3 separate regions of the Mus musculus genome follow, and regions 1 and 3 are each linked to region 2. A link is a contact called in ENCODE Hi-C or POLR2A ChIA-PET data. All regions are on one chromosome and are shown on one strand. Each heading gives the region's core, a stretch centred on a gene start or an enhancer-like site at or near the end of the contact. The rest is flanking DNA. Distances are from core to core; before and after follow the strand shown.

Evidence for each region. Hi-C counts contacts between places; a loop is a spot of excess contacts on that map. ChIA-PET counts read pairs that join two places held with the same protein, here RNA polymerase II (POLR2A).
Region 1: POLR2A ChIA-PET joins it to region 2 with 15 read pairs in Patski. The contact joins the promoter of Tm7sf2 here to the promoter of Arl2 in region 2. POLR2A ChIA-PET finds 5 or more read pairs at or near these places in 3 of 5 experiments (Patski and embryonic stem cell).
Region 3: POLR2A ChIA-PET joins it to region 2 with 19 read pairs in Patski. The contact joins the promoter of Syvn1 here to the promoter of Arl2 in region 2. A Hi-C loop is called at or near these places in 1 of 37 maps with a recorded cell type or tissue (T-helper 1 cell). POLR2A ChIA-PET finds 5 or more read pairs at or near these places in 3 of 5 experiments (Patski and embryonic stem cell).

What each region holds. Positions count from the first base shown.
Region 1 is chr19:6,065,867-6,069,492 of GRCm38, reverse strand. It overlaps Tm7sf2 (transmembrane 7 superfamily member 2), which reads left to right and starts at 1,643. Exons shown (of 10, transcript NM_028454.2): 1 at 1,643-1,824; 2 at 2,174-2,370; 3 at 2,471-2,525; 4 at 2,800-2,994; 5 at 3,079-3,182. The coding sequence starts at 1,773. Vps51 (VPS51 GARP complex subunit) reads left to right here. Exons shown (of 10, transcript NM_001081041.1): 7 at 1-28; 8 at 346-467; 9 at 551-638; 10 at 1,118-1,651. The coding sequence ends at 1,378.
Region 2 is chr19:6,139,527-6,143,118 of GRCm38, reverse strand. It overlaps Arl2 (ADP-ribosylation factor-like 2), which reads left to right and starts at 1,982. Exons shown (of 5, transcript NM_019722.3): 1 at 1,982-2,082. The coding sequence starts at 2,018. LOC115489019 (a long non-coding RNA gene) reads right to left here. Exons shown (of 3, transcript XR_003952891.1): 3 at 1,205-3,489.
Region 3 is chr19:6,044,413-6,048,205 of GRCm38, reverse strand. Syvn1 (synovial apoptosis inhibitor 1, synoviolin) reads right to left here and starts at 1,630. Exons shown (of 16, transcript NM_028769.5): 1 at 1,078-1,630; 2 at 141-289. The coding sequence starts at 272. It also overlaps the pseudogene Gm8034.

The DNA.
Region 1 (3,626 bases), core at 394-2,893, 73 kb after region 2:
GGAGGACACTACAGCTATTGATGTCCAGGTGCTGCCACAGGCCGGCTGCTGGAACCCCAATGCATGCTGGATTCCAAGGACCAAGACAAAAGGGGTCTGGCTGTACCCATGTCGTGCCACTAGAAGCCTCATTTCATACCTGTGGGATGTGCAGGCCCAAAGTCACCCAAAAAGCTGAAGCAGGGATGAGCTAAAAACTGGGTTTCAGACTAGGTTTTCCCTGCCTTGCTCCCACTCCCCTGATTGTGTAGGTGGTGACCATACCTAGGATTCTTCAACCAGCAGAGAGGGGAGGTTTTGTCAGTAACCATGCTCTGACCTTGCAGCGCATCTTTTCTCCCCCAGGTGGGGCTCCTGTATGAAGAGGGTGTCCGGAAGGCCCAGAGCAGTGACTCAAGCAAAAGGACTTTCTCTGTGTACAGCAGCTCCCGGCAGCAGGGCCGCTATGCACCCAGCTACACACCCAGGTCAGGCTGCTAGGAGCCTCCCTGAGAGACAGAAGAGGGAGGCTGGGCAGAGTGGCCTCTCACTCTTTCTTTCCCCCTTCCAGTGCTCCCATGGACACAAACCTCCTGAGCAATATTCAGAAGCTGTTCTCTGAACGGATCGATGTGTTCAGCCCCGTGGAATTCAACAAGGTCTGAAGTACCTTCTCCTCTACATCCCAGGGGAAGGGTGGCTCCCACACTAACCCAGAGAGCCCTAGGACCACATCTGAGCAGAATTAAAGATCACTTTACGTAATCTCTGTCTCTAGGTCCAGAGCAAAACCACCTTGTCCACACTTTACTCTCCAAACTAGTCTTTAGTCATCGGGGGTTCCCACTCATATCTTGATCTCTGCCCCTCCGAAGCCCAAGCTCAGCAATATCTTTCCTCCATTTTACTTTGTAGTCAGTGGTGACTGCTGCCCATCGTATTCATGAGGCCCCATCTCTGATCTGACCACCGGGGTTTACCTGCCCTCGCCTTTATGGTGGCAACATTGCATTGTTCCCTTCTTAGCTGAGCCCTAGAAATTTCTGTCTTTATCTCCCTTGCCTCTGCTCAGAATTTGGATGTATCCTCCTCCCCAAAAGACGGCAATCCTGAGCTGCATCCCTGTGTCCACCTGCAGGTGTCGGTGCTGACTGGCATCATTAAGATCAGCTTGAAGACACTACTGGAGTGTGTGCGCCTACGCACCTTTGGGCGCTTTGGGCTGCAGCAGGTGCAGGTGGACTGCCACTTCCTGCAGCTTTACTTGTGGCGCTTTGTGGCTGATGAGGAGCTAGTGCACCTGCTGCTGGACGAAGTAGTAGCCTCAGCTGCTCTGCGCTGTCCCGACCCAGTGCCCATGGAACCTAGTGTTGTCGAGGTCATCTGCGAGCGCGGCTAGAATCTGCCAACGAGTCGCGTAGTAGCCCTATCGCCCTGTCCTCCCTGTGCCCTGTTCTCATCCTAGAGGCCCTTCCCCGCTGGCGGGTTCATGGATCCTTCTAATAAACTTATGTGTCCTCCTCCTTCCTCTTGCCTGCAGGGGCGGGACCCGCCCGGGTTGGGTTTCAGTGCCGAAGCTTCTGAGGCGCCAGCATGGGGCCCGCCTCCCAGCGCTGATTGGCTACTGTGCTGGGCCCAGGGTGGGCAGAGGGCGCGTCCATTTAAAGATCAATGAACAAGAGCAGCAGCTTTTCCACCTCCGTGTCTGATGCAGAGCCATAACCCGGCATGGGGCGGTTTGTGTTTCCTTGATCGACTTTTGTGAACCATTGTTCCCCGGCAAAGCAGAGATCATGACTTCTCGTGAGGCCTCCCAGGCCCCACTGGAATTCGGGGGGCCGTTGGGTAAATGGGAAGGTTTGGGGTGGAGGCTGACCTGATGCCACTTAACGGGAGCAGGATAGGATACGAGCTCTATAGAAGGCTCGGAGCAGAAGGATCCGGTGCGCGGGTGTCGGGGTGTCTGCAGAAGAGGAGGGAGTGCTGACAGCAGCACAGCGGGGAGTTTGTGTAATGAAAGACAGTTGGGAGAGCAGGATGGTCTTTGGGAATGCCAGAGGGCAGAGGAACAAGATGAAAATTAAGATAGGAGTATGGCGCTGGGAAACTGCTAAGCAGGCAGGTGACTCAAGGCGCCCGAGGACTTGAGAGAGCTCTTGGGAGCAGTCACGCTACACAGTGGCCCTCTTTCCAGGCGTCGCGGCTTTACTGATCCTGCTGCCTGCCACCATGTTCCACCTGCTCCTGGCGGCTCGCTCGGGCCCGGCGCGCCTCCTGGCCCTACCGGCCTATCTGCCTGGGCTGGAGGAGCTGTGGAGCCCATGGGCTCTGCTGCTATTGTTCATCTGGCTCGGCCTGCAGGTGGCGCTCTATTTGCTGCCTGCACGCAAGGTGTGTGATCTGTTTTAACACACCAGGGAGGAGGGTGCAGGGAGGGCTGGAGCCTGGGAAGTCATCCCCAGCTCTTATAAAACCTGCCCTGTACCCGCAGGTGGCCGAAGGCCTGGAACTGAAGGACAAGAGTCGCCTGCGCTACCCTATTAATGGTGACTGGGGTTCCCCCCCCTCCCTGAATCGCAGTTAACATGGGTTGGGGTGGGTTCCAAGGGTGGTGGGAGGTTTATGGACCAGCTCTGATGACATGTTTGTGCCCTTATGGGAACCTCGCCGTGCATCTACCTCTTTTGCTACTACTCAGCTCCAGGCCAATGGCCAATGTTCTCCCAGAACTGCGTGTGTGTGTGTGTGTGTGTGTGTGTGTGTGTGTTGGCTTTGGAAGTATGCAAGCCACCCCAGGGCTCACTCTGTGCTGTGGTTCAGGCTTCCAGGCTCTGGTGCTAACAGCCCTGTTGATGGGGCTGGGGGTGTCAGTGGGGCTGCCCCTGGGGGCACTCCCTGGAATGCTCCTGCCCTTGGCCTTTGCGACCACTCTCACCAGCTTTATCTTCAGCCTCCTCCTCTATGCGAAGGCTTTGGTAGCTCCTGCCTCAGCCCTGGCTCCTGGGGGAAACTCAGGTGAGAAGGGTCCCAGTGAGGTAGGGATGAGGTAGGTGGGATGCATGCATACCTGGTGTGCCTTCACCTTCTGTTGTTCCCCAGGAAATTCCATGTATGACTTCTTTCTTGGACGGGAGCTGAACCCTCGCCTCGGTTCCTTTGACTTCAAATATTTCTGTGAGCTGAGACCTGGCCTCATTGGCTGGGTATGCTGACATGCTGGACTTAATTCTGCTGGACTTGGGCCAGGAGAAGAGCAGAGTGGGCTAGCATTGCTGGGTGGGCAGCAATCATTCATTCATTCATTTGCCAATATGTTGCTGTGTTATGAACCTATGGTTTTGCTTTAATAGAACAAGAGGGTTTTTAATATAAAATCTTGAGAGAGAGAGAGAGAGAGCGCGCGCATTTGGCTTATGTACATAAAGCCCTAGATTCCAACCCTAGCACCACAAAACTAAATCTATACCACAGTGATGACAGGCTGTATGGGGGAGCAAAGCAGGCAGCGAGCTGGGAAAGCAGGTGCAGCTTCGGATGTAGCGGCCAAATATAAAATCAACTTCAAAGACAGCTAAGGAGAAGCTTGAAGGACCAGGCAACTGCCTCCAGGGATTGTCAGATTTAACACCTTGTTTGTCATTGGTGGC
Region 2 (3,592 bases), core at 733-3,232:
GGCAAGTTTGATCTTTGACATCACAATATCTAATTTATTGTTGTTATTGTTGTTGTCTCTTTGTGTACGACTATAGCAACCTGCCAATAACAACTAACAACCCACTTTTGGGCAGTTTATACACCTCTGAAAAGTATCCAGAATTCCAAGCATCACATACATGCAGAAACTATTTACAGCTGGCAAAACCACGCCCTGCTAGAGCCTGAGACAAATCACAATCACCTGCTGTGAAGCAGCCCCATTCCCCACACCTGGGAGTAAAACAAAACCATATTCCCATAAGACTTCTATGTTTTTTTAAAAAAAACAAAAAGTCTCAGTACAATTTTCCTTGTGGAGGAACCCACACACGCACACATGCACCCATGCATGCACAAACACGCATATGTGCACACATTCAAGAACACATATATGGTTACAATTAAATAGAACCCTAGCTCTGCCCGGTAGTGGTGGCGCATGCCTTTAATCCCAGCACTTGGGACGCAGAGGCAGGCGGGTTTCTGAGTTCGAGGCCAGCCTGGTCTACAGAGTGAGTTCCAGGACAGCCAGAAAGAAAGAGAGAAAAACCTACACAGAGAAAACCCCTGTCTCGGAAAAAGCAAAAACAAACAAAAAACAAAAAAAGAGAAACTAACTCTTTGGGCCAGTGAGAAATCTCACCAATTAAAAAAAAAAAAAAAAAAAAAAAAAAAAAAAAAAAAAAACTTGCTGAGAAAGTCTGATGCTAAATTCCCTGCCTGGAACCCACATAAAAGTGCGACAATCGGGGCTGGAGAGATGGCTCAGCGGTTAAGAGCACTGACTGCTCTTAACCTGAGTTCAAATCTCAGCAACCACACCGGTGGCTCACAACAACCTATAATGAGATCTGATGCCCTCTTCTAAGGGGTCTGAAGACAGCTACAGTGTACTTACATATAAATTAATCTTAAAAAAAAAGTGTGAGAATCAGCTCCACAAAGTTGTCCTCTGATCTCCAGTGGTATGTGCAGACACGCGCGCGCGCACACACACACACACACACACACACATACAGAGTTTACACACAACAATGATGATTGTTTTGAGACAGGGTCTCAGATGTGTAGCCCTTTCTGTCCTCAATATATATACAGACCAGGCTGCCCTCAAACTCACAGAGATCCACTTGTCTATGCCACCCAGGCATTGGAATTAAAGATATGTGCCAACACAACCAGCAAAGAAAAAAAAATTTTTTTTAAAGAACTCTTGTCAAAGTCATTTACTGAAGATAATCTGATTGTACAGCTAGTACATGCCAGCAGCCATGAGGCTAAGCACCAGGTGGGCTTCAGGTTTTTTATCGTTGTTTTTTGAGACAGGCTCTGCCCTGCCAGTTTTATCCTAACAGTTGGGATAGAGCGTCTCAACCTGATAGGGTCCTAGATAGCACTCAATCCTTTGTGCGGGTCTGGTCCCTGCATTGCGGGGAGCTTGGAACTCTAAACAACCCAAGGAGGCCATACTGTCCGCACATTTAGAAATGGCCCCTAGGGGGAGTCATCATCCTCAAGTGAACGCACAGAGCCATTTCCGACAGAGTCCCGGACCAGGACCAACGGTTTTCCGTCACTGGTAAATGAATGGAAGTCACAAGATGCACTGGTGGGAACCGTATTACAGTCCCCGGATGATTCGTCAGCTCTTTGTGGAACCAGATTCCGACTCCTAGCTCAGAATCTCTTCGCGGCTACTCCCTACCCAGACGAGATACTGCTCGAGAAAGTCAGCCTCTGTCTGGCATCCGACCGAGGCCTCGGAGTCGGAAGGCTTAGGGACTTCTCCCTTGTCCCCACCAACCCTCTGCCTTCCCGACAAGGGTTAACGCAGCAGGCTTCAAAGTCGCCGCAGCGCCTCTAGGGGGCGACGCCCTGCACTCCTGTGGTCACGTGACAACGAGGGCGGCCACAAGCGCCAGGCTGGCCAATAGGAGACGGGAGCGGGGTCCCGGGACTAGAAGAAACGGCGGCCGGGAGGGGGCTACGGGATCATGGGGCTTCTGACCATTCTGAAGAAGATGAAGCAGAAAGAGCGAGAGCTGCGGCTGCTCATGCTGTATCCTCCGAGCGCTAGAGCGGTCGCGAGGGTAGCGGGGCCCGCCGGGTGGGCGGAGCCGGGCGTGGGGGGGCGCGGCCGCCGTGGGTACCTATTGCCGGTGGTGCGTCACGCACGCGGCGCTACCACTGCTCGGCGCGGGGCCGGGGAGGGCCGTACCACTCTGCGGGGTGGGGGTTGGCGTGCAGAAGGCAGCCCGGTGGTCTCAAGGCCCGGCCTAGACTTGGGACTCCAGTATCACTGCGAGGCGCGACGCAGTGGTGGTGACTCGGACGTCACGCTGCCTCGGGCTGGCCCGAGCGTGGGCCCTGCTCCTCCCTGGCGCTGACCCCCTCCCCTTCATCTACGGGTGTAGGCCTTGGCGCTTCCCTTAGGGTCGGAATCCCAGGGTCTCGAGGACCGCCTAGGCTCCTGCGAGTAGGCGTGGACTCGGTTGGCCACAGGTCCCGCTGTCACTTAAGGCCACCAGCGACCTTTCACCGCATTAACTGGCACCTGCATCACCCGTCTTGCACTGTGCCGGGCCACCTAGGCATCTGCGATCCACAAAGTAGCAGAGGGAGAAAAGGAAATTTAATGTGCACGTAGAACTTTACCACTCGTGCGTGTTTTAGACAATTCTGAGAAAGACACTCATTAGATGACCTCCAAGCACCTATGTTAGGGAATTCGGTAAAACAGGGAAGCGAAAAAGGCTTCATTTCAGATATTCTGTGATGAAAGGGGAGAAAAAATTGATAAAGCAAGTAAGATATGTAGTGTAGGATGAGAAGAATAGAGTCCACAAGGAGGTAGAGAGAGCTGGGAAAACGTAAGCAGAGGACCTGCAAGTGCGAAGGCCCTGGAGGAGGATAAGACAGGCATGTTCAAGAAAGGTTGAGAAGGAAAGAGCTGGAGAGAGGGAGAGCCCATGGGCTGGGGCCATTTAGGCAGCTGGACTATGAAGGGAGCACAGGATGGTGGCTTAGACCATGGTGGTAGTAGGAGAGTATTATGACTTGCTGCTGAATGGGAGAAGACAATGAGGGAGATGTAGCCAAGCATGAACTGGTCTCTGGCCAGAGTGTTCAGAAGGACAAGGAGCCACTTGCTGAGATGAGAGACGCATGTCCCTGGGAAGACACCAACCCTGACTGTTGGGCAGGTAGGTAGCAGCCATCAGCCTAGAAACGATCATGGGATGGCCCAGCTGGGGAGTGCTGAGACCCAGGTGTAGACGCTTGTGTGAAGTCAGATGAGGGTAACAGGATGGGGTCTGGGAGAGGGCCAAGGAAAGAGCAGCAGCGCCCGGAGCAGAGCAGAAGCTGGGCCACCCGGCCAGTGGAGAGCAGTAAGGGGGTCTTCGGAGACCTACCTGGCAAAGTGAGGCTTCAGGAAGCATCAGGAGCCAGTCTGCTAACAGTAGACCTGTAGAAAGCAAGAGGCTAAGTAAAACTGGTGCAGTGGTGAAGAACCAGGGAACAGGGGTTCAGTGCCCAGTACCCACTTGGTGCTTCACAGCCTTGTGTAA
Region 3 (3,793 bases), core at 381-2,880, 95 kb after region 2:
ACAGGTCCCCAAGACTGTCATAGATAATTCCAAGTCAGGCGGCCCAGGGCTATTTCTCTCCTACTTCTATGACATGTAGCCCCACTTCTGCCCCTCCTTCCCTCCCCGGGCATTCCTTCTTCCCTGAGCCCTGAACTCACTGCCATGCTGGGGCTGGACTTGGTCAAATACACTACAGTGGGGTAGAACTGGTGTTTGAGGTAGTAGGCATGAGCCACCACTGCCCCGGTTAGCGCCAGGCTGGCCGCCATCATCACTGCGGTGCGGAACATCGCCCTGGCCCAGAGACCTGCACAAGGAAAATGACATTTGTGATATCCACACTATGTAAACCTAGCACAGTCCCTGGCAGAGTGTAAGGGCAAACACTCATTTCACCTTGACAGCCATTAGATTCAAAACAGCATATACTCCCTGTTTCACAAACGAGAAACTAGGACTCAAAGGGGTTAGAGGCTCACACTGATGCAAGGCCTAGAACTTGGATCAATCTCGTTTCAAATCTAGGGCTCTTCCACGCTGTCTGCCAAGGCGCCTCCTCTAGGGAGTCACTGAGGCAAAGTTAGGAGGAGGGGGGCTGCCACCGCTGACCCTCTGAAGGAGCTGGGATGATAGGCTTTAGAGGCAGGTTCGCTGGGCCCGCCAGGGGTGGAGGAGGCAAGGTGCAGAGGGCACAGCTTGAGAAGGCGACACAACCAGTGACAGCTGTGCCAGGGTGGTCAGCGCAGACGCGCGCCCATCGGGGTACGTCAGTCTGGAACCCTGCCCCCCCCCCCGCCCCCAGCAGTGTCCACTCTGAGAACCGGAGAAACGGCCGACCGCCAGGGTGCGGCGGCGGGGCTGAGAACCAGTCAGGTCGCCTCACAGTCGCGCACCTGTGAACGCTAGGAGTTGCGAACCTCGCAGGCGGGGCCCGGCCTCTGGAACGGTGGCCGCGCCGCCGCCTAAGGTCTCCAGCCATCTGACAGGCCGAAAACTGGCGGCCGAACGCAGCGGGGCGGGCTGATCGCAGTGACCCCAAAGGACAAGGTCCTAGACGCCGACCCCCCAACCCCAATCAGGACCAGGCCCACTCACCAGGAGCCCAGCGCCGCGAGCACGCTCAATCACCGCGACTGCGGCAGCCGCTCCGGTTAACAACACTCCCCACCCCCTGCGAACCGGAACTTCGGGGGTAAGACACCTCACTTCCGGCGGCGCGGGGCGCGGCGGAGTGGACCGTACCAAGTTCTCTTTGCGCGCTCCGATCTCGCCTGCGCTTCTGGGGCCCGTGCGCGAGCAACCGGAACGAGCGAGAGCTGTGACGTGTGGTCGCGACCAGGAGAGCAGCGGGAAAGGGCTGAAGCCCGCCACTTGCTAGTCGCCGTTGTAGAATCACCACCCTAAACTCCTCCAAGACTCCGGCTCTCAATGTGCCTGGAAGATGGGGCGTTCCGCGGGCCGAGCCATTTGGACGGGGGGCAGGAGCGAGCAAGGGCCAGACTTTATGTCAGGCATGAAAGAAATAAAATGTGTAAGCGCCTCATTCCAGGGATAGCTACGACACGGTAAGAAGTTAAGTGCTTCTCGGAAAAAAATAGCGGTGCAGAAAACAGATATAGGTCTTCCCAGGTTACCTCCCCCCAACGCAGGTTGTGTAGGAGTGAGTTTGTTCCCGTGGCTACCGCCGATTGGTTGCGATAAAGTTACGCGGACCAATGAGAAAAGAAAGGAAAAATTTCTGGCCTATAGGGAAAGAAAAGCAGGTGAGTGGTTGCTAGGGTCTGTAGGCAGAGTGGCCCCGGACTGGGTGCCAAGGCAGCTGGATGCCAGCTGAGAAAGCGCAGTCCATAGGCCGGGGATCCCTATCCCGCCTGGGGGGATGCTTACGGGGCCCGCAAAAGGAGCAGTGCTTGCGTGTCCGGACTGACATAAAACAGAACGCCAGTTATTTCTAGGTTGGGGTGGAGAGTTCTGTGCGAAGGCGTTGACTTTTCAACACCCCAAAAGCTCAGTCGGCGTGCGTGTTCATCCCTGGGAGATAGCCAGACCCTTTGTTCTGAGCTGATTCTGTCTGTTAGGGCTCACACAAGCAGTATAGTCGCGTACAGAATGGAAACTGAAAGCGGACACCTCATTACCCAGGTTTATCAGCTAGAGGGTGCTCCTCCCATTTTTAACTCGGACTCACTCGGAATTCAGAGGCCTAAGGGGGGGGGGGATCAAATATAAGAATTCATGAAGATCAACTGGAGGAATTTATACTGTGGGAGTCACAACACGGACAGTGAATACAGAACCGGAGGTGACTGTGTTGTTAAAATATAACACAGGGGCTTTCAGAATTGTCATTACTGATAGAGCACTTAAGAAAAATACATAAAATGGCTTTCCTTCAGTACAACGGAATTAAACATCTTGTCTGTCAAAAAAGAAAGAAAACTGATTCTAGACGACTTTAAGGCAGTGGCTGGCTCTCAACCTGTGAGTCGTAAGCCCTTTGGGAATCAAACCGTTACACAGGGGTCACAAATGAGATATCCTGCATATCAGACGTTTACTTACAATTCATAACTAGCAAAATTACAGTTATGAAGTAGCAACGAAGTAATTATGGTTGGGGATCACAACAGGAGGAACTGTATTAAAGGGTAGCAGTGTCAGTGCCTGTCTGCCCCTCAGCCCTGTGCTCTTGGTCTCAGCCATCTTCACCACCACCTGTTGTCTTTAACAGTTAACATCCCGAGATGGCTCCCCTTTCCTTCCTCCATAAGGCTAGCTATGAACTTCTACTGGCTACCTTTAACCCTACACACTCATCCTCCCCCATTCTTGAAAATCTCCTACATTTTGTGGCAATCCCTCCTCTCCCCCAGGTATATATCTGTCTTACTTCCTCTGTCTGTTTTTATTTAAGTTCTGTGTCCATGTTGGCCTTTTTTCTTGCCACATTTCCTCTGATCCTATGGCTTCAACTTCCCTGGCCCCAAGATGTCGAGGGAGGGCTCCCTTGTCTGGTCTTCAGTTCAGGTCTACTCAACCTCTGAAATCATGTAGTGAGCAGAGCATAGTGGCCCACTCCTACAATCCCAGAAAATTGGGAGACTGAGGCAGGAAGAGCATCATAAATCTGAGGCCAGCGTACAGCTATAGAGTGAGATCCTATCTAAAAAAAAAAAAGCTGGGCGTGGTGGCGCCTACCTTTAATCCCAGCACTCGGGAGGCAGAGGCAGGCGGATTTCTGAGTTCGAGGCCAGCCTGGTCTACAGAGTGAGTTCTAGGACAGCCAGGGCTACACAGAGAAACCCTGTCTCGAAAAACAAAATAAGGTCTCTTGCTGCAGCAACGAGAGTGGGAGCACCTGGAGCGCAAGCTTGGAAGGAGAATCCACGAGTTGTAAGAAAATGGCAGACAAGCCGGACATAGGGGAAATCGCCAGCTTCAATAAGGGCAAGCTGAAGAAAACCGAGACGCAGGAGAACACCCTGCCGACCAAAGAGACCACTGAACAGGAAAAGAGGAGTGAAATCTCCTAAAAGCCTAGGAAGACTTCCCCATCCCACCCCACCCCACCCCCTCGTGATTTGGAGGAAGAGCCACCTGTAAGATGGACCCGAGCCACAAGCTGCACTGTGAAACCTGGGCACTCCGAGCCGATGCCACCGGCCCACGGGTCTCTGAAGGGGACCCCTCCGCTAATCGGTCTGCCAAATTTCACCGGTTTGCCCTGGGATATTATAGAAAATTATTTGTATGATTGATGAAAATAAAAACACCTCGTGGCAAAAAAAGAAAACAAAACAAAACAAAAAAA